2 separate regions of the Mus musculus genome follow, and region 2 is linked to region 1. The links are chromatin loops, found by intact Hi-C in ENCODE. Cell type or tissue: left cerebral cortex. All regions are shown on one strand. Each heading gives the region's core, and the rest is flanking DNA. Links, peaks and the distances in the headings are about the cores only.

Region 1 (11,079 bases), core at 1,267-9,266:
CCAGCCCCAGAGAGCCAAGGAGTAGCTGGCAAGAGGCAGGGCCAGTGTCCTAGCCAACGCTTACACCTGCTAACCAGTGCCAGTTCTAGCCAGTTGTACTGCTGGCTCCATGTGTGAAAGGGGGTGGTTCTTAGGGGATATCTGACATTTTTGTTTTAAGGTGAGGGTGGGAAGGAAACGTATTGACTGCACCGGTAGAGAGAAGGGAAGCAAGATTCCATAGATGCCCGTAGCTGTGGGCTGCCAAGGTCCTCGCTCTGGATGTTGTCTTTTGAAGGACTCTAAACCCTAACCATACTCTACAGGCATGGCTGAGCCATGACAGAGATGTGACTGGGTGCCATGTGGGAGCTCCAGCAAGGCCACAGAGGATGCTGCGGCTGAGCATATGGTACAGTAAAAACAGTTCCAAAGGAAGTTGTAGGGGAGGAGAGAGAAAGCCAGGCAAGGAGACTGGACATGGCCAGGACTGTGAGAAGTGTGCTGTGGCCAAGGCTGGGTAGCCAAGAGTTAGGATGGGTAGTGGGAGAAAGTGCCAGTAAGAAATGGTTTACATGCTTGTCTCATACATTCCATCCCGACCACACTTCCCCTCCGTCTCCCCCTAACCCCTCCCCTCCCCTCATATCTTCTCCCTTCCTCTCAGAAAAGAGCAGGGTTCCTGGGGGCATCAACCAATTATGGCATAACAAGCATAACAATAATTCCGGGCACATACCATCACACGAAGGCTGGACCAGGAAAAGGGCCCCACAAACAGGTAAAAGAGTTGAAAGCAGCCCCCACCCCCACTGTTCACTTGCCATTGAAGGAATGAGGACCTAAGGGTCTGTCACACGGTAGAGGAACAATGGCTGTCAATATTTAAAAAGAAGTAGTAGAGAGGATTTAAAACAATATCAATGCACAGCAATGATAGGTTTTTGATGATGCTATGCCAATTTCCCCGCTGTCACCATTACATTGTATGTGTTGAACTATTGCACCATGCCCAATAAATACATCCAATTATGTGTCTACCTAAATAAAGAACTGACTCACAAAAAAAAAAAAAAAGAAGAAGAAAGAAAAAAGAAAAAGAAAGAAAAGAAAAGCCTTATATGTTTTGCGGTAGATTGGGTACTATGGGGCCATTTCTAAACCCTAACTACATATTGTAAGCATAAGAGGAGTTTCTAATTATAGATGCATGCACACACACATTCCACATACACATACATGCATACAGTCACGTATGTGTACATGAACACTCATACATTCATGGACACATACCATATACACGTGTATTGTTCACAAATGAACACACACTTGAATATACAAATAAACACACACACACCTCCGTATCCCGTAGAGATTAGTTCCAGGACCCCTACAAGCAATGAATCCGTGGTTCCTGTTTCTTATCTAATGTGATATGGTAATTGTAAACTCTGAGCCTCAGGCGTTCCTTAAATGTACTTGACCACTGTCCCACAGCCCCAACTCCTCTTCCACGTTCTAAATCACTACTAGATTACTTACAATTCTTAATATACTGTAAATAACATATAGATGGCTACTACGCTGTGTTTCTTAGGAAGTAGTGAAAAGAGAAGAAATCAATACCTACTGAGGGCAGACACCTTGTCCTTCTGGAATGCTTTCAATCTCTGCTTGGTTGCAGCTGAGAGTGTGGTCTCTCAGAAAAAAATAAACAGCCACACACACATTACCTTCTGTTTATGTGCAATCATATTCAGGGATACTGGGGGGAACAGGGCATCAACATTTGAATTAGGAGGAACACAATCCTGCCCCTAAGATGGGTCACAGCAGCTCAGGAGAGAGCTGATGAAGGACATGAGGCGGTAGTAGGGGTAGAGATGGGGAAGAGAGAAAGTGGGGTGGCTATTAGATGGGGGTCAAGGCCACCCCCATTTCTTAGTGCAACCATTGATGTCCTTTGTGGAGGTGTTAGCAGTAGAGAAAGGAGATGCACGTGGCAAGGTTCCTTTGTGACTCTAAATGAAGAGTAAAAAAGAGTTAGGTGGAGATGAAGGAGTACTGTCAGTATGCAGAGACAGCTGTGGCCAGGGGTGTGACTGAGGCACCCCATGCCTCCCAGAAGCCTCAGAAAGAAAGGGGGGCAGGGGAAGAGGGAAAGGGAGGGAGAGGGAGAGAGGGAGGGAGAGAGAGGGAAGGGAGGGAAGGAGGAAGAGAGAGAGAGAGAGAGAGAGAGAGAGAGAGAGAGAGAGAGAGAGGATCTAAGAACTGGACTGAAGGAAAAGAACTCATTTGGAGTTCTTTTAAGCCACAGAATAAAAAGAGCCCTTCCAGTTTTACCCGAAGGAAAGTCTCGCTCAGTCACAAGCAGGGAGCAGAGTGAGAATCCTGATAAAGATGAAGCGATGTGCACCACGGAAGCCAAGCCGTAACAAGCACGAAGAAAGGCGTTATTGACAGACCCTTCCCTTGCTAATGAGAGGTCTGGCTTTCGAGAGCTAGCTCCTCGTTTGCTACATTATGCTGGTGAATTAATAGATACCTCAACAAAAGGACATTTAAATGAACGCTTGACACCTGCTTCAATCTTCAAGAAGCCATTAATTATGAATTCTTAAGAAAATGAGCGATGACACAACCCTAAGTGTATAATTCCTACCCACAGTGCCTAATCACACGGCCTTTCAGCTGCGAGACACATCTTTTCTGTTCATCTCCTCCGGTTCTGACCAATTAAACATTTTCGTTCATAATCATAACATTTCACATGCCAAATCTTCCAAAGAAAGGGAGCTTGTCAGCAACGCACTGCTTCCTGCTGCTAATTGATGCCGAATTCGAGTTCTTGAACGTGTGATCTATACGTGCGGGATGTGATGAACATGTTTGGGCTTTGTGAAAAGGTAAAGGCAGCCTTTGCCTTACAACCCAATTGTGTAAAAATGTTTCTTGTAGGGCAATATTTCTTGACAACGAAGATATTAATTAATTGCTGTGAGGCTGAGGTCAAAGTTTGCAAATCACGTATATACACAGAGAGAATAGTCGGCTTAAGTGGGTGTAGGCTTATTTGAAAAAAAGAAAAAGCCAACCTGATGTCATCTAAAGGAGTTAGAATAGCTCTATAGAGACAGATTTTTTTTTATGTCTTCTGTCCTTTTTCCTCCTCTTCCCCCTCCTCCCCCTCCTCCTCTTCCCCCTCCTCCTTCACACTTCTTCATCTCCTCCTCCTTCCCTGATCCTTCTTGGGACAGGGTCTCACAAATCCCAAGCTGGTATTGAATTTGCTATGTATCCAAGAGTGACCTTCAATTCCTGATCCTCCTGTGTCCTCCCTCCTCTGGGGTGCTGATTATACCTGGTTTCATGCGGTGCTGCGGATTGGTCTGTGTTCACACTAGAAAAGCGATCTACCAGCTAAGCTCCATCCTTAGGCCCACTTGTCTCACTCCGTCACATTTAACATTCACTGAAAGGCTCATCTCTCTGAGTGGTTTATTTCACAACAGTAGAGTGGCCACTGTAGTTGTTGTTGTTGTTGTTTTTCTTTTTCCAAGTATCAAACAGCATTTTTACACTGTAGGCTTCTGACTCAATCCCAGGGCAGTTTGGTTCCCAGTTTGTCACTAAGCTTGAGAGTCAATGATTCTGACCTAGCCAGCTCCGTCCCTCAGGCACAGGCAAATGCTGTCATGGTGCTTCATACTGGCTGTGGCTACACGGACCCAGATGCACGTTTATTTCCACATTTCCAGCAGGTGCAAAAAAAAAAAAAAAAAAAAGAAAGAAAGAAAAAAGAAAAAAACAGCAACAACCAAAAAAAAAAAACAAAAAAAAACAAAAAAAAAAACAAAAACAAAAAAAAAAAACAAAAAACAAAAAAAAAACCTCACCATACAGTGAAAGCTTGAAATACTCACCAGCTGGCCCTTTATGGAGATGGGGGGAAACCCTCTTAACCCTCACAGCAAACCAGTTGCATTATCAACGTGAACCATCTCACACACCTCTGTGTCCCTGAAGCCACCCAGCCCACTATCCCCTCTCCTGGACCTAGGTCTGTGCTGTCCGAGTAGGTTTTCCTGCTATTCCTCTGTAGACACCTTCACCGGCAGCCTTTTATTCTCAGTCCGGAAACAAGCCATCAGTGAGTCTAATCTAACGAATTCTGCTTTTTTTTTTTTTTTTTTTTTTTGGCAGATGTGAGCCACTGATGGCTTTGTCTGGTGAGTCAGCACGATTGGGAAGCCTGTAAGTAGGGGCTGCTGCTAGGCTCCCTCATCTATACCCTTAATGTGCTGTGGTGATGTCTTTAAGCCTCAGCCCCTTGGAAACAGTGAGTAGCAGAGTCCATATGAAGGAGCCCTTGCTCAGACACCCAGCACTGGGAACAGAGATGGACATAAGGCTGGCCTCTGTGTGTGGTAGACCATGCTTGTTCATCATGTACAGACAGAGGTGCTGAGAGGTGGGTCAATGCCTCCTCTCAATTTGATTCGTTCCCGCCTGACATCTCCAGACCTCAGCATCTCCTTCCTTCCTTCCTTCCTTCCTTCCTTCCTTCCTTCCTTCCTTCCTTTTTTTCTTTTTCTGGTTTTTCAAGACAGGGTTTCTCTGTGTAGCCCTGGCTGTCCTGAAACTCACTCTGTAGACCAGATTGGTCTTGAACTCAGAAATCTCCCTCCCAAATGCTGGGATTAAAGGCGTGCGCCACCACTGTCCTGCTTGTCCTATGGACAAAATGTTTATGTTTCTGATATGTTTTCCTTTTTTCAAGATCAAAATCTGCCTCAGGAGCCACCTCTCCTTCACGTGCCAGTTTGCTCACTCATGGGCAGCTCACAGACGTAGACTCACGGCCTGCTGTCCCCCTGCTAACCTGCACAGATGCAGGAAATGGGAACGGAAGATAAGGCACTAAAGTTTTCCTCTCCATCAGACCATGTACATCCTCAAAGAGCCAACACATAAACCAGATGCAGGTGCAGACACTATAACCTTGCTCAGAAGGCCCTGATAACCAAGCTGTAAGCACACTCAAATATCTCCATCGTACCTGGTCTCCCTGCAGTGTGTGCTGATCAAGGGGTGTCTTTGTAGCAATGTTGCTGTAGTAGGCATAGGACAGTTCCCAGTCCAGTGGGTAGCTGTCAACACCCTGGTAGTGTTTGTACCCAAGATTCATTGATGACAGTCTCTCACTGCCCTGGCCTCCAACCAGACTGTATAGCATGCCCTGTAAGGAAGAAATTGATAAAGTGTTCACAAGACTGTATAGATAAGGTTATAAAATCCCCTAAAGCCAAAAGGTCGTTGGCCCTGCTCCATCTCTCTAATCCCAGCCATCCTAAACACACACACACACACACACACACACACACACACACACAAAGACAAGCAATCATATGCAGAGATCAGAAATTAAAAGTGTTTGGAGAACATGGTGTTTTCTTGTGATAGTGTTATCTATCAATGTGACTATGCTGGCAGGGGCCCAGCGTCATTTCTCAGGGAGTCTGGTAGGCTGTTTCCAGTGAAATCTTGGAGATGGGTGTCTGAATAAAGCAGGTGGTCCTCCCCAGCCACAGATGGTCCTCCCCAGGCTGGGGGAGCAGCATCCCATTGAGAGCCTGAAAAGACCCAAAGGCAGAGGAAGGAGGGACTCATCCCTTTTGGCTTCCTGCCTGCCTGCCTGCCTGTGCTGGGACTCTCATCTTTTCCTGTCTAAGAGGTAGAATTTCCACTACCAGCTCCCCTGGTCAGCGGGCCCTTCTGGCTTTGACTAGAAACCCACCGGCAGCGGCGGGGGCTCGCCTGGCCTCCTGCTTGCAGATGGCAGAGCAGAGAACTTCTCAGACTTCATAATTGCATGAGCTGATTCCTCAGAATAAATCTCTCCCTAGATATATAAAATCCCATTGGTTCTGTTTTTCTGGAGAACCCTGACTAATACACTTGGGAAAATGTGACTCTGAATGTTAGGCACGTTGCATAATCAATTTGGATTCAAGACCCAAAGTAAAACTGTCTACTGCGGCATCTATTTTGATGGTAGAAGGATAGATGTGGCGACAAGGAGATCCATCGACTTTTATTAGCTAAAAAGTAAACTGAGGTGAGGACCTCGACCTGGGGACCACTGCGTTTATCAATATTATCCTGACTTTGAAGGACAGGATCCCAGCCGGCTCTGCTCAAACTGTCCCTTGGATGGTTGACCAAAACATGAAAGCCATGTGCAGAAATGGAGATGTGTATTTTTTTTTCCTCCCTGAAAACAGGTTATTGTGTAGTTCCACAGCCCAAGGACATTTTTCCCTAGGTGTAGAGATTTTTAGGGGACTCCAAGGAGCTGCAACACATCCAGTGCTAGCAGGGGCATCTCTCAGCACACATAACCCAGGTGACAGGTGCTCCTGGACTCATGAAATACTCCACCTGCAGCTGATCCCGAGGTCCATTTAATCCAGTTTCATAGAAGACGGTGAGGTAGTAGGATGCTTTATGGTATCCACAGCAGCTGGAATCCATCAGAAAGGGGATGGCAGAGCTAATTTGGTGAAGGCCATCAACGCCAGAGAGTCTCTTTACAGCCTTCTCAAATATCCTTGCACCGATTTCTAATACGGAGTCATTTTGGTTCCATGGCACTGTAAATAACACAATTCGAAGCACACAGAATTAATTACCATGGGGCTGATGTGGCTGGAGAAGAAGGAAGGATAGCCAATTAAATACCTTTGTTATTGACAAGGTGGGTCCTGCAGTACCCTGAAATATACCACCCTCTGGGGAAGTAAATTAAACCCTTTGGGGAAAGCTGTGGTGTCAGTCTGTAAAAAGCCTTTCCTCTGGCACTAAATGACAGCCTAGTATCCCGGGGAAAAGGATGTGCCTCACATAGCTGAGAAGATGCCTCAAGAGAGTAATTCACTCAGTGTAATTCACCGCCCAATCAGGGCTGCTGAAACTTCCAGAGAGACTCTTCTTTCTCAGTCTGGGAAGAAGAATGTGTTTTATCCCAGAAATAGTTCCTTGGTACCGCTCCCAAAAATCTGAGCAGGAGCGTTTTATTTTGAGACGCTTTCCTCACCATCTTTCAATTCCAGTTTTGCTTGTGGGTCTCTGGATCTAATGAAAAGAATGAGTCAACTTCTGTGGAAGGCTTACAAGCCGCCAAACACAGGGTCAAGCTTCCTACGCAAATGAGGCCATTGGATCTGCAAGAGCTTAGATGGCTGCTACTATTGTTAGCCTCCTCCTTCCCCACCAGGGATTACGGCCCAAAGAAGCAAAATAAGTTGTGTACAGTTGAAAAGACTGGCAAAGAACCCGGCCAACCTTTGAACCCTGCTAGGCAGATCACACTTAGCCCCTTGGGGACAGGCAAGCTGCTCTGGCCACCAGGCCCCCCAGCATGGATGAGGACTTGTCAGGTCTGCCTTAAGATGCTTGGTGCTTTCTTTTACAAAACCTCCCATAAATCTATATGCTGGTCAACGTCCAAGTCCAGAGACTGAGTGTGCCGGCGCCATGACGTGACTGTTAGAATCTTCTAAAATTTGTCTTTGCCACCCATCTCTTTTATTTATGAATGCAGACAATAAATGCTTCTAGGACAGGCAAGGCACTGTTGTAGGCGCCATGCTACAGAAGACCATACAGGATGGAAAGGTGTTATTCACGGGAAACACGGCACTGGAGTTACATGTAAACAGCATCAGCTTGAATGTTAAGTTAAATGTCAACTTGGACTAAAGTTTTACCTGCCTAGAAACTGGTACTTCCAACATTTTTTATTTTCTTTAGCCTATGAAAAACAAAGTAACTTTTAAAAAAATGTTCTGGGGGCCAATGGATAAATCACATTTATTAGAACACCAGTAATGAATAGCTGAGATTTTGTGTGTGTGTGTGTGTGTGTGTGTGTGTGTGTGTGTGTGTGTGTGGAGAATGAGAGGTATGGATTAAGTTTATTGAAGAGTAATTCTCTTGCAGTGATTCATTTTGAAAACAGGGGTCCGGAGGGCTGGGAAGATGGCTTAGTTGGTAAAGTACTTGTCAAAAAACAGGTACGAATACCTGAGTTTGATCCCTAGCAATCACATAAAAAGCCAGGGGTAGAGAGGCATTGGCTTGTAACTCCAGTATTGGATAGGCAGAGCTAAGAAACGTCCAAGACTTGCTGGCCAGCCAGCCAAGTGGAATTGGTGACCCTCGGGCCAATGAGAGAACAAGGGACATGGCATCTGAGCAGCAATTCTAGAGGTGCCCACTAGTCTCCACACACAGGCATACACATGGCATATCGAGGTGCATAAGTGTGTGTGTAAGCACATACACAGAGAGAGAGAGAGAGAGAGAGAGAGAGAGAGAGAGAGAGAGAGAGAGAGAGAGAGAGAGCACAAAGATCTAGGGCCGGAATCATGAACAGAACAGATACACTCGTTTACAAGCTTCTGGACCCCGGGAGCCTCCGAAAGGCAGGTATGATCCAGACCGGAAGATCCCTGAAAGGCAGACAGATTCTCTGTTCCAGCTGCATCAGCTTAGGCTCTACAGATAGATCCCAAAAGCCCAGAACCACGGCAGCTGAAAAAGCCATCTTATTGCCTGAACAGCAGTGTGCCTTTCCCATATTCTCTATGTTTGCATATTTGCTTGCTTGCTTTACTCTCAAAAGACATAACTGTTTGTTATGTAAGAAACATAACTATTTGTTTTTGTAAGACAAATCAAACAATGCAAATGGTATTAAATAAAACAGGAGTCTCTGCTCCCCCACTCTGTCTTTAGTGAGGATGAAAGCTGGTAAAAAGCTTGGTACCTAGGTGTGGAGACTTCCTTCGTATGCACAATAATGCATGAGGGCATCTATTTACATATACACATTTCCTTTTCCCCAGTGGCATAAGATGCCACTGTAGATTCTGACTTCATTTTTATATGTTTTATGCTTTTATTAAAATTTACTTCTGCATTTGTGTGTGTCTATGTGGAAGGCACATACGTGCTGCACGCACGTGGCAGTCAGAGGACCACTTGCAGGAGTCAGTCCGTTCCTTCCCCTACCTGGATCCTAGAGATCAAACTCAGGTCTTTAGGCTCTGTGATAAGCCACTTTACCCACTAGTCCACCTCACTGGCCCAACTTTCTCTTGTAAATTAATTCTGTATTATTAACATCTCTCTATGGCTGTCACAAGTCAGTAAATGCCAAAGAAGAGTAGGGTGATAGTTCAGTTGGTAATGTGTTCTGTGCAAGCATGAGGTCCTGAATTCAGATCCCCAAAACACACACAAAAGAGCTACACATTGTGATGAATGCCTGCAACTCAGCCTGAGGGCGAGTGAGACAGATGGAATCCTGAAGCTCATTGGCCAGCTAGCATAAGCTACTCCAGACACTTTGGGTTCACTGAGAGTCCTGTCTAAACAAAATAATAATAAAGGTGGGACATGATCGAGGAAAGACACCAACGATGAGCTCAGACCTTCACACACGCTTGCAGCCACGTGTACTCATCCTCCCAATATGAATGAATGAATGAATGAATGGATGAACGAACGAATGAATGAATGAATGAATGGTAGTTATTGGGACACCACTTCCAGGGTTCACACCAGTTCCCTACATTCTTGGTCATCCAAGTGGCATGTAAACACATGGCAGAGTATGTTCCAATCTTCCTGTGCATACTCTATCATACATCTTCCTGTGCATACCCACCTTCCTGCATACTCTTATCAGGTGTGTCCTACCTGCAGCTTGTGGCCACATGTGGCCAAGAGCAGTGTGAGCTCTACCTAACTCAACATCTAAACTTACTTGAAACATTATGAGATATTTGTTTGTGATTATTATTATTATTTTCAACTCAATTGTCTGCTTCTAGAGCATGAATGTTGTGGATGACAATGTCCTGTGACATTGTTAATCAGCTGGTCACGCCCTTGAGCCTAAATCATCTCTAGATTCCTTGTGTCCAGTATATTGGAAATGCTAAGGAAATGGGTGTTACCCTGGATTGTAACGATTGATAACAACACAAATATGTCTGTAATATGTTCATGTTCATTATTGATTATTGTAGGGTTTCTTTTTTTTTCAGTGTTGAGTGTTGACCTGAGACCCTTATACAAACCAAGCATTGGAGACCACAGCTCCACCCCTAGCCTGCTACTCTAAATACCCTTGATCCATGGTCTGTAGTGCACTGAGAGTCCACAGGAACAGAGTCCAACCACACCGCATTTACGGCTGAACCAAGTTCTCTATTTTTAGACTCTTGGGTTGGGTTATTTTGTGTGAATTTGCTACAGCCAACAATGCAGCAATGGGCAGCCCTGGGCACTTCTCTCTGTTTTCCCGATGGATTATGCCTGCATAATAACACCCTTTTCCAGCAGGACTCTGACACTCTTATTTGGTTGGGTTTTCCCTTTGTCTGCTGAGGGAAGCACGCTACTCTACTGGACCATTCCCCTGATAAGAACGTTCTCCATGGATTCAGTGAACTCGATAGTACAGAGATCCTACTGCTACTTAGTTATGTTTTTAGCTTTGAATGTTCTCCCTTTGGATGCCCCTGTGTGCACATTCCTGGCAAAATGGCATCAGAATTATTGGTAACAATTCATCCTGGCCCTCGCCTCCCTGCCAAATACCCAGCTAAGATGATGGGTTTTGCCTGAGCCACAGGGATGCCAGCTTTGACGGCTCAGAGGAGGGGATGGCTGCAAAAGAAATGAAACTCTAAATGAAACACCTGCCCCTCTGACCCTTGGCACAGAACCCCAGAAATCATTATCAGGAGCACCCAGGTAGCTGAGACTGCTGGAAAAGTTGGAACAAACCCTGAATCCTCTAGTCTCGATTCTGGGCCCAAAAAGCTCTGCAGACAGAAAGGGCTTGCTTATTTCTTTCTTATATTAAAATTCTTAACTCCCTCCCAGAAAAATATCACCAATTGGTATTTTCTCTGCCCAAGATTCTAAACAATTTTCTGCACTGGTGAATTTAATAAAAATAATAATGCTAAGGTAAAATTACTCATTTCACACAATGGTTAAAGTTTGGATCGTAACTATTGTCTA
Region 2 (11,079 bases), core at 1,240-9,239, 55 kb after region 1:
GGGAGCTCTCTTTTGAACAGAAATGCAGGGGGAAAGCCATTTGATTCCCCTGCGAAGTGTGGTTCCTAATAAGCCTGTTCATTATTTTACATCTGATTGCTTGAAAATGCGCCCGTCACACTTTTCTGCATTAATAAGGGCAGCGTGCCACAGTTTGCCCGGCGCGTTACACTCGTCACATCGTGGCTGACGGAGGTGGAGTCACACCTCACCCCGCAACCTCTCCAGGGCCTTCCTTCCAAATTCTGTTTCAAAGAAAATGTCTGGGTACTCGTATGAAGATTGTTGTATTTTCATCTGGCTCTAAGCCCTGAGAGTCAGCAGAACCAAATGGAAAGAATGCAGATTCAACACACATGTTCTCCTGTGTGATGGTCAGGAGGCAGAACACACACTTGTGACATGCTAGAAGTGTAAAATAGACCCTGGATTTCAAAGCCTTGCTATTTAACAAAAGGTTACAAAGTGTCTTATTAATGGCTTTTGCATTGATTGCATGTCAAAATGATAATATTTGGATACATCAAATTAAATAAGATGTACTAAAATGAATCATACCTGTTCTTGTTTACTTTTTCAATGTGGCAGCTACTGAATACAGAATGACAGATGTGACTTGAACTGTCTATGGATCCTGCTATTCTAGATTTGAGGTCATTGAACTTGTTCTTTTTTGGGGTGGGGTGGCTAAATGGTGAAAAAGCAGTCGTCCCTCAGTCTCTGAAAGGCATTGGTTTCCAGACCACAACCAATCCCAACATCTGTGGATGCTCAGGTGTCTTATACATACAGCACAGGGTAACTGTGTAGAACAGGTCCTCCTATGTATGTAACAGAAGCATATGTGTGTACATGCATGAAGATGTGACGGCCAGAGGAAGACGTTTGCTCTTGTTCCACAAGCACCATCCACCTTAGTTTTCTTTGTTTGTTTATGTCTTTTGTTTAGAAGGTGTGGCTGTTTTGTTGTTTTGAGACAGGGTCATTCACTGGTTTGAAACGTGTCAAATAAGCTCAGCTAACCAGCCAAGCAGTCAGTCCCAGGGATCCCCCTGCCTCCACTTCCCCGGCACTGGAGATAAAAATAAACACCACACATTCACCTGGTTTTATTCGATCATTTGTTTTTTTGAAGTAAGGTCTAACTATGTCACTCTGGCTAGCTTCAAACGAGTTATGTAGACCAGGCTGGTCTTGAACTCACAGAGTTCTACCTTCCTCTGCTTCCTGCATGCTGGGATTAAAGGTGTGTGCTACTATATCTGATCAATGCTCAGCTGGTTTTGGGGGGCTTTTTTGTTTTTTTAATGTGTGTTCTGGGGGTCAAACTCAGGTCTTTGTGTTTATAAGGCAAACATTTTACTGGCGAAGTCATCTTCTCTACCCTCTTCCTGTATATTATAAACGATCATGCAAATGTTTTGTGTATAGTTGTTATATTATGCTGTTTCAGAAAAAAACAATGAGGAAGCACTATACATGTCCAGTATAGATGCAATAATTTGTTCAATATTTTTGATCCTTGATTGATTGAACTTATGTTCACAAACAGGCACATTGGCTGGACTGGCCTGTAGTTTGCCAACCACTGTTCAACAACATACAGCTTTTTTCTAGGTGGAGTTCTGAGAGACAGGGTGTTAGAAGCTAAGCCCTGTCTGGAGCTGCAATGGGAGAGATGGGATGAAAGACTCAGGAACAATGGCCTGATGAGGCTTGGCTGTGTGTTTCTCTAAGGCTCCCAAGTGGTAGCTGTTGACATCCCGCTATTGCTTCTCTTGGTAAAGACTCAAGTCAGATGAGAACCTGACGCTAGGCTGGGTAGTGAGCTAGCTGATTTAAGAAGTGGGAGAAGTACTGTGGTAGTTGGAGTGTGAATGGGACTTCAGGAAGAGGGCAGCATTTCTGTAATATGATAGGGACACGCTGGTCCTAAAATCACCCCATGTGTCGTGTGCAGGGCATTGGCCAAAGGCCTTTGAGCAGCCCTTAGGATCCCTAGTCTTTGGGACACCTACACAATGAAGCAAGCTGGCTTCTCCCAGGCTGGAGCAGGCCCAGCTGCTACACCGTGAGCTGTGGCTACCTCTGCTATGTACAAAACCAACACCGATTAGTAACACATCACACTCTAAATATTGATTAAGCCAAAGCTGATTTCCTGGCTCAAGCCATGTGTGTGGTTGTCAGCTGTTTCCTGCCAGGAAAATAAGGCAATTAGCTTGAAGAGTTCCAGCTTCAGGCGAGACACGTGTCCAAGCTTCATAGGTATTTTCTTTTGCCAGGTTGCATTAACATAAACTAAAAGACCTCCCCACACTTTCCTAGGTCTAGAAACTCTGAGGCCAGAGCCTATATCCATGTCACATCTTCAGATTCTGAAAGAATTCACATGGGGAATTAGTATGTTCCTTGAAAAAAAAGCAGTAGATAGGAGGACCTGCCAGGTGTTTAAGTGGTCAATCTCCTGCCTCACAGGCCTCGAAGGTACCTAGAAACCAAAACAGCTGATCCGAACTTGAAAATGCACTGTCCTTCCTTACTGTCCCAACTTCTCCCACAAAGGCTGACCAGCAGCCTACTCTCCACTAAGCCTCCTTGTCCCCCTCTTATCATCAGCATTGCCAGCCCGAAAAACAAACCTTGAGCTAAGACTGAGAGGTTCCTGAAGGTGGCACCAACTGGATCAGTTTGGGGTGGACTTCTCCAGCTCGTTCCCCACTCCTGATCTTCCAGACAACCAACCTATGTCCTGGAATTTTTCCATGCCTCCAGAAAAATTTAAAACCTATTTTCTTATTTTTTAAAAAAAATTCCCATTCATAACCCCCACTCTCACCCCCATGGATTCTGGCTCAGCCGACAAGTTCATTCTTGTTACCATGATGATGCTAGTGCCAGATCTCCGAACTTGTATTCTTGGCTTGTGAGAAAACGGGGCGGGGGGGCACTACCACGAACAAAACCAAACAAACAAACCTCAAATGCACCGCAGCTCTAAGCTAGGCATTCAGGGTGGGAAGAGGAACTTCTGGTCCCTTCATATCATGCTGTTTAAGTGACCATATCAATGTTCCACTCCATAAACCAAAGAATCGCTCTGTTCACTCGGGGCCAGGAAAAGACTCCAGAGCCCTCAGATAACTGGTTCCGGCAGAAGGGAGCCCCAATCAAAGTCAAATCTAAGAATGTCATGCACAGTCACAAAACATAAACTGGTTTTGCCTTTGTAATTATGTACTGTAATATTTTTAGAAAATGGAATAGATCGGTTAATGTGTGTTCATAATAGAAGAACCAAAGTTAGAAACCTTAACTCATTGATTCAACCTAAGCATCAAGGACCGATGAGCCCAGATGAGCCCAGATGAGCCCATATATCTTCTGGATTAAAAAAAAACCAACACAGAACTATCCATATGGCCTAAACTTCTTTTAGGATGAGTGCATTTGATTCCTTTAAACAAATCAATAAGGAGTGACTGTGTTCGAATAGCCCTGTTCCACAGAGCTGGGAAACTGGCTTTCTTCTCTACATGGTCCACTAGGTATTGAAGGAATGAACAGGGGTTGGAGAATCTAAAATCATTCACTCTCACCACAGGAAGTTCATTTACACTTACCAGTGTGTGGGAGCAGGTCAGACACGCAAATAATAACTGTGTCTGTTTTTCTCGCTCCTGCCGGCCACTCCATCCATCACCTAACAAGACTTTGGCTCCAGAACACTCTGTCTCCAAACTGGCTGCATCAAACTTTCCACGGTCAGAAAAGCAATTGTATTGGCTTAAAAGTCCTATTTTGTCCAATTTCTGCTGAGTAAATAAGCAAAACTTGCTTGATGTCCACAAAGCATGCAATTATGCAGACCAGGCTATGATGTCAACATGGCCTTCACCATCAAGATATGTCTGGGGAGATATTTCCCATCAAGCACAGCCCTCCCCTTCCCAGACAGAGCGGACCAGAGGTGCACCATCCCATCAACGATCAATATTTCTCCTTGTGCCACAGACCCTCAATACTAGTTAGCATGACTTTCATTCTAACTCAGACCCCACAAGGACGGATAAGGCTGGTTTGGTTTTATTTCATTGGGGGCTCACTTTCCTGTCTCTACTCTTTGTCTTGAGGTGAGGAGACCTGGAGACATTAACATCCCAATGCCAGCCCACTGGGAAGGACCAATACACTCTGGTCAATCTGTCCCACATTTTGCGGGGAAGAGATGGTATGTCACACAGAGACACATGGGCCTGGGTGTACACTCCAGGATGAGTAAGCCATTCTCTGTGTGAAGATAGAAGGCAGGAGCTGCCAAGGCACAACCCTGTCAGCAATTCCTCACCCTCTTCCCTCAGATCCTCCCTCTGAGGGACAGGACAAGCCAATAGAAAGAGTAACTAAATTCACTTTGGACTATTTATGGTTTGCTCCAGCCTATCCATCATCTCAGAGAATTGCTTGGGTCCTTTATTTCTTCTCTACCACATTTCCTATTGCTCCTGCACTCTTGGCAGGCAGCGAAAGCAGGAGGCAAAAGGCAGGGGCCACAGAGTGGGAGAGTCAGCGTGACGATTGGGACGAACAGGGATGCCACTGGCAAATAGGACATTTGGAGATTACCTCTGAATTCCAAATATTCACAATCACAGTTCCACGAGCTGAGTAACTGAGGGTCCTTAAGATTTTTTTTTAAACTTTTTACATTCTGTGCTGTGTATTATGAAAGGATAATGAATAATCCTGGGTGGTAATGGATGGGATGTGCGCACTTACAGGGCTTCCGGTACGAGACTCTATCACAGCCGCTGTCTGCTAACGATCTCGCTCTACATCTAAGTTGCTAATGCCCTCTTATTTCTTTGTCCCTAGTTGTCTAACACGCTCAAATGTCCACTCTGAATACTTCAGCTCTACAGCTGACATCCATATTGCCTAGAGTGAGATTTATTTTCTCACTTAAGGGGGGAAAAATTACCCATTGGAGACTAGAGTTCAGTTGGCAGATTTGCCTTCTGGAAGCTCCGATGTCAAGGGCAGGACGAGGGGCTGTTCCCGTCAGGCAAGAGGAGAAAGGGGAACACAGCAGGAGGATCTGTGGGGCAGGCTGAGTCCTGTGTGAGGAGACTTCCCAGCAGCAGTGACTTAAGAGAAAGCAGGCCCTCCCTCACCCACTCTCCGAGGCTCTCTTCGTCTTGACCTTTGGTGACCTCAGGATTTTCTGGCAGTCACTGGAACCAGGAATCATCTTTTCAGCAATCTGCCTGGCATGGCTTCCCGGCCTATCTTTCAGGTCTCATCACAATTATTCGTGCTCTGACAGTGTCCTAGCTCCAGGCACAGGACTCCTGTGGGCTGGCACTGAAGGTTACTTTGTCCCAGCCGACGAAGAAGGGAGGTGCCCTTCCTCAGAACCCTGGCTCCAGGGGACAGACTCCCCCAAGAAGGGCATGCTCAGAAAGCTATTTGTATCCCAGTCTTGGCCAGCAGGCCGACATAAAATAGGAATGGGCTACCAAGTCATGAGTGAGTCCGAATTGTGGCACCCACTGCTCGGTCGCCATCGGCTTGGGACACAATGCAGCTCAAATGCTGCCCCTGAGTTTTTTCCTCGCCCTTACCAATGGTAAATAGGTTCTGGGTTTACTTTTCTTTCCCTTCACTCTTCCTCTTGAACATCCTGCTTCTATTCTGTGGCCCATCCCTTCTGCTCTGTGCATCTTAGGTTACTTTAGACATGACCTCACATCTTGGACAGTTGCACAGCAGCTGGTAATAGCTGGAGCCCTGCTAATGCACTATACATTTATGCGACAGGGAAATGGTCTATCAGAAGCGAACTCCAGAACACACTCGAGCTCTCAGGCTGTCTGTGTGGCCTGCAGCAGCTTGCTTAACCTCTCTGAGACTACTCTCTCCTCTGAGTGGAGATCATAACAGCTGCTATCACACATGGGGTATTACTAAGATTAATGTTGGGCAGTGGCCACATGTGACTTAGCACAATGGAAGCTGTTCTTATGGCTTTCAAGTTCTGAAATGGCTTTCACCATGAGCTTCTGTCTAGACGTTCTGCTCCACCTGCCTGCCTCTATCTCCCTCCCAGCCAGTCAGTTCCGCCAGGAGGCATTCCTTGATCAAGGAGAACCCACACAGTAACACATCACATCTTCATTGTTTCCCGGTCTCACACATACACAGTCACTCACACAACACACACACACATACACACACACACACACACATTCTCTCTCCCTCCCTCTCTCTCTCATTCAGTGTGTGTGTGTGTGTGTGTGAGAGAGAGAGAGAGAGAGAGAGAGAGAGAGAGAGAGATAGACTTTTACATTTTACATTTTCCCCAGTTCACACCCCAAGCCTAGAAGCCCCACCCTCCACAAGTATCTCAGGTATAGTGTACCAGAGGAGCACACGGCTGGCCATTCAGAACAAACTGTGGAGGCCGCCTCTGGAATCCAGCTTTAGCTTAGATGGGCAAACCTCTCTCAGTCAGTGATGCGCGGCTCTCTTGCTCATTCAAGTGTCTGATATCCTGCTATCAGACGCTGCTTCTTCCCCCACCCCAGAAGGAAGCACTCAAGCAGGGACCCTGATAGGTGCCTCTGTGATCTTCTTATATCCACCCCTCACCCAGCTACCTAGATGTCTGTCCATGTTGTTCTCTCCACATCACGGGTCCAGCACCTCACTTTCCTCAGTCGCTCCTGTTGAAACTTGGATCCTTTCTCCTCTTGGCTCTGTCCCTATAAACCCCCATTGGAGAGCATGGAGCTTCTGTCTCTGCCACGTCAGCCTTTACGTCTTTACACTTGTTACTCTGATTTTGTCGGCTGTCAAGAAGTGCCCCTCCCCCAACCAGGCCTTGAGAGTCTCACGTGGAACTTTCCAGATCATCTTAATGGAACTATTTCATGGACTGCTCAACTCCATAAATTCTGGCTGTGCACTAACCAGCAGTGCTCTGTATGCAGGATCATCTGTTTAAACAAAACCCCCCGTCATCTGACATGGCAGCTTTATTTATGAGTCTGTGTACTGTAACCCCGTGGCATAAATATTAAATAATAACATCCCTTGGGCAAAAAAAAAAAAAATCATACCCATTACGTTACCTGGCATCTTCTTATGAAAATATAAAGTAAACCCAACCACACACACACACACACACACACACACACACACACACACACACACACACGGTATTAGTTAATCCTAAGGAACAAGTATATAAGAAAGGATTGTTCAACAGGTAGAGAGAGGGGCACAATTAATATTTGCATTTTTACACTGCCTTGCTTCAAGAAATGAAAGAGTCAAGAAGTAAAGAGTGTTGAAAACAACAGCAAACTTGCATAGGTGACAAGTTTCTTCAAACCTAAATTTCAAGCCCTGTCAGCACCTCCTTAGCAGGTGAGCTTAGAAGACGACCAGAATCCAAACACCGTCAGTGCACATGAACGGGGTTCTGGACAATGACATTGCTCGTTTTTTAAGCATTCTGTGAATTTCCTATTACATCAGTTTCATGATTCAGCATTTTCCTTTTCATTTATTTACAGTAATATTCGGCGAGATAACCTAAGCTTTCCGCAGGATCCTGGAACATAAGGTAGGCTGGGCAGCAAGGGTGTAGCCTTCTGTAAATTTACTATTGCTCAGAACTCAGGAACAAATGGGAGAGAGCAAGTCAGCCAAAGAACTGGGAAATAGCTCCTCACCTTACTCTGAGGGTCTCATTTTCTCTGGTATTTAAAATAGGTGACTGCCATCTAGTTTGTAAGTCTAACAGAAGGCAAGAAGTGTGCAAATTGCAAACTGTGCATAAGCCAAACGCAGCTCTGAAACGACAGCGTTCAAGACGCAACTAAAGTCACCACTCTGGCGGTAAGCGTGGTACAAAGAAGTAGATTTCATTCTGGCACCCGCAACTTGGCTGGAGTGACCAAGGAGTTGAGAAAGAGCCTCTGGAAATGCGATGTGCGGTGGCACAGAACCGTCTGGACGGAAAGAACCCGATGCAAACTCAAAGGAGGGTCGGGGTGGGGGGTGGGGGCAGGAAAAAGGAGAAGTTGGGCACACGGAGCAAAGGAGCTTCAAGAAGGTGAATGAAAAGCCTAGGACAGGTGGGGACAGGGCTGGGGAGCCACGATCCAAGGGGCGGGAAGCAAATGCAGGGTAGGGAGGGTCCAACGTCGCTGGGGACAAGAAGGGTACTCTAGGGGAACCTAGCCCTGGTCTCCAGCAAGGCGATGAGGAAGAGGAATGACTCCAGCGAGAGTAGCCCGCAAGTCCGGTCCACGCACCCGGGTACTCATCCCAAGGGCTGGGAGCGCCCGGGACGCAGTGGCAAGGAAAAGAGACAAACTCGCGGCGACGTCCCCACCTCCTGCGGTTGGGGTCCCAGGCCACCCCCACCCCGTCCCCAGGGCCCGCGCAGAAGGAAGGACCCTAATAGGGTCCGGCGCTCACCAGGTAGCAGAGAAAGAGCAATGCGCTGGTAGGGCGGCCGCCGAGGCCCGGGGAGACACCGCGGCTCGGGGGGACCATGGCTGCGGCCGGGGGACCGAAAGCGGGCGGCGGGGGCTGCTGCTGCTGCTGCTGCTGTCGCCGCCGTGGCCACCAAAGCCCCGCGCCGCGCCACTGCATGGCGAGGCCGCCCGGATCCCGGCCGGAACAGGTCACCTGGTGCAGGGACCGGCCCCCGCCCGAGGCGCCACCTTCCCTCCCGCCCCCGGCCGGCGGCCCGCCGCGCGCGGGGCCACCTGCCGCTGCCACCGGACCCGCCGCCGCCACCGCCGCCACCGCCGCTCCCGCCGCCGCCCCCGCAGCCCCAACCGAGCGCCGGCTCCTCCCCGCTCGCAGTCCCGTCCCCTCCCTCCCTCGGCCTCCCTGCCCAGCCCGCCTCCCTGGTCGTTCCCTCCGAACCCACGACGTCCACCCCTCCTGGCCGTAGGCGCCCACACAGGTGGGGACCTCGTGGTCCCGCCCCCCACCCCGGCCGCTGTTCGCCCCCGGGTCCGCGGGGCTCTCGGTCGCCCCCCCCATCCCTTTCTCTTGCTTCCTCCTCCGCCCCTTCCGCGCCCTTGCAGTCCGCGATCCCCCCCCCCCACCCCTTCTACTACCCACTTTCTCCGTTTCCTCCACGTCCTTTCTCCCCAACTCCCTCCCTTCTCCATCTCTCTCTCCCGCATCTCTAGCGGGTGCCCACCCTGCTGCTTGCCTCTCATTCCCACTTCGCGCCCCAGCACTAGACAGTGAGGTTTGTTTGGTGGCTTGGGGGTGGAGGGGTAGTGGTGGCCCGGGCGCCATTCCGGCAGGGCGGGGGCCGAGAGTGCTTTCTTGGAGTTGAGCCACGCAGCCGCTTGGCTTCTAATCCTTAGGGATGGATTTTGACCCCTGCTAACCTCCACCTGTCACCTGCAGGGCTTGGGGCTGCTTTCCTGCTTGCAGGTTTAGAGCCCAGGCTGTGCCCCACCCTGCCGCCTGATTGGCGACTCGTTCTGGATGTTTCCCCAGGGTTTTGTGCGGTGTGGCCGCTGCTGCCTCCGCGCTCTTTGTTTTAATTGTCTGGAGTATTGGCGCCCAGAGCGGGTTTGTATTTGATTTGCATCCCTGAGCTCTGGCTTCCACTTGGACGAGGAGAAAATGAATTAATTAGGCCAGTACAATCGTACCCAAGCCCCAAATGAAAGGAGGTGAGGCCCTTGAAGTGCGCAAACAGCTTTTTTTTTTTTTTGAAAATCAGGACACATCCTAGGTTTTGGGGAGGCAAGGTGAGACTGGATGTTAGTAGACCTGGGTTCTGGAGCCACTGGCAGGTGACATGAGACTCGTGGACAGGGCAAGCAACTCGGGCTTGCCCTGTAGTTCCAGGAAGTGCTTGGCTGTCCTGCTGCTGAGAAGACTGCTTGTGAGCCAAGGGCTGGTGTCCTGAGATAGTTAACCCATGTTGAAAAGTTTGTCCCTTTGGCACTGATGTGGATGTGTGTGGATGGGAACTATTAATAGATTGGAAGCCAAGGAACACAACCCTTTCCCTGAGGAGTTGTCACTACTGTGGTCCAAGTAATGCCAGGCGCGGTGGGGGGTGGGAGGTGGGGCGGGGAGGATCGAGGAAAAGCTCAGAGTCAGTTTCTGGACCTGGCTACAGTGGGGCTATCAGCAAAGAGCTGGGACTTTCTTGCTCATTTTTGGTTTCTTAGGTTGCCTATGAGTTCTGGGCCAATCACAGCTAGAAGGCTCTCAGACCTTAGTTTAGTCTGAGGCATCTGGAGAACAAGCACATAGATGGCAGAGTGCCCCTGAATTCTGTCTCAGTCGGTCCTGGATGGTGTCTACCAGAGAAGCCCCCTGGTGAGTGAGTTTCCAAGGTGACAGTACAGAAGCAGGGAGGTCTCACTTTCCAAGCCATGGGCTTACAGGAAGGATGCTGCCTGTCTGGCCAGCTGCAAACACAATAAAGCACTTGGGAAGTTTGACAGATGTTGCCAGGATGCCTGTCCCACTTCCACAGAAACAAAGCACTTAAAATTCTCCTCTGTGATGCAGGGAACTATTTATTCCATTTAGTGTCCAAGGGAACAAAAGATGGGGTGGCTTTGTCCCAGATCCCATCTGTATTTTTTTTTCCATCAAAAGAAAAAATATTCCACAGATTTTTTTTTCCTCCTGATTTTCTTTTTTCTTGTTTTCTTTTTTTCCTTTTTTGAGACAGGGTCATGATTCTATATACCCAAACTGGCCTGAAGCATGAGATCTTCCAGCATCAGCCTCCTAAATGCTGGGATTGCAGGCAAGGACCACCACATTAGGTTGTTAATATGTGTGTGGGAAAATGTGGGCTTATTTAAGAAAAGGGTGTCAGAGGCAAGACAGAATTTGTGGGTGTCCACCTGTCTTCCTGGGCCTTTCTCCAGAGTGTTTTCCTTTCTTGTGGGCCCAGATTACTTCTTTTCTCAGGGAACTGAACGGTCTCCCCTGTGACTTGCAGACGAAGATACCGTTTTCAAAGCTTTGTCAGCTTTCTGCAGCTGCATTTTCTCATGTGTAGTCCATGCA

The links. Peaks named below come from ENCODE experiments on the same cell type or tissue, not always from the same donor. Only the 100,000 strongest peaks of a DNase experiment are listed, where the experiment ranks them.
Region 2: it touches region 1 in a loop (2.1-fold over the local background); 4 of 42 quality-filtered maps call a loop at or near these places.

The regions. Positions count from the first base shown.
Region 1 is chr5:53,149,133-53,160,211 of GRCm38, forward strand. Sel1l3 (sel-1 suppressor of lin-12-like 3 (C. elegans)) reads right to left here. Exons shown (of 24, transcript NM_172710.3): 10 at 6,421-6,632; 11 at 5,039-5,218. Among named protein-coding and RNA genes, the nearest start is that of Sel1l3, 59 kb to the right of the region's middle. In left cerebral cortex, for the core only: no CTCF peak of the experiment used is centred there; DNase peaks (open chromatin) are centred at 2,680, 3,356, 4,246, 5,572 and 3 more places; H3K27ac peaks cover 4,760 bases.
Region 2 is chr5:53,204,640-53,215,718 of GRCm38, forward strand. Sel1l3 (sel-1 suppressor of lin-12-like 3 (C. elegans)) reads right to left here and starts at 8,813. Exons shown (of 24, transcript NM_172710.3): 1 at 8,491-8,813. The coding sequence starts at 8,667. In left cerebral cortex, for the core only: no CTCF peak of the experiment used is centred there; DNase peaks (open chromatin) are centred at 4,302, 6,068, 6,578, 6,778 and 3 more places; H3K4me3 peaks cover 3,764 bases; H3K27ac peaks cover 2,586 bases.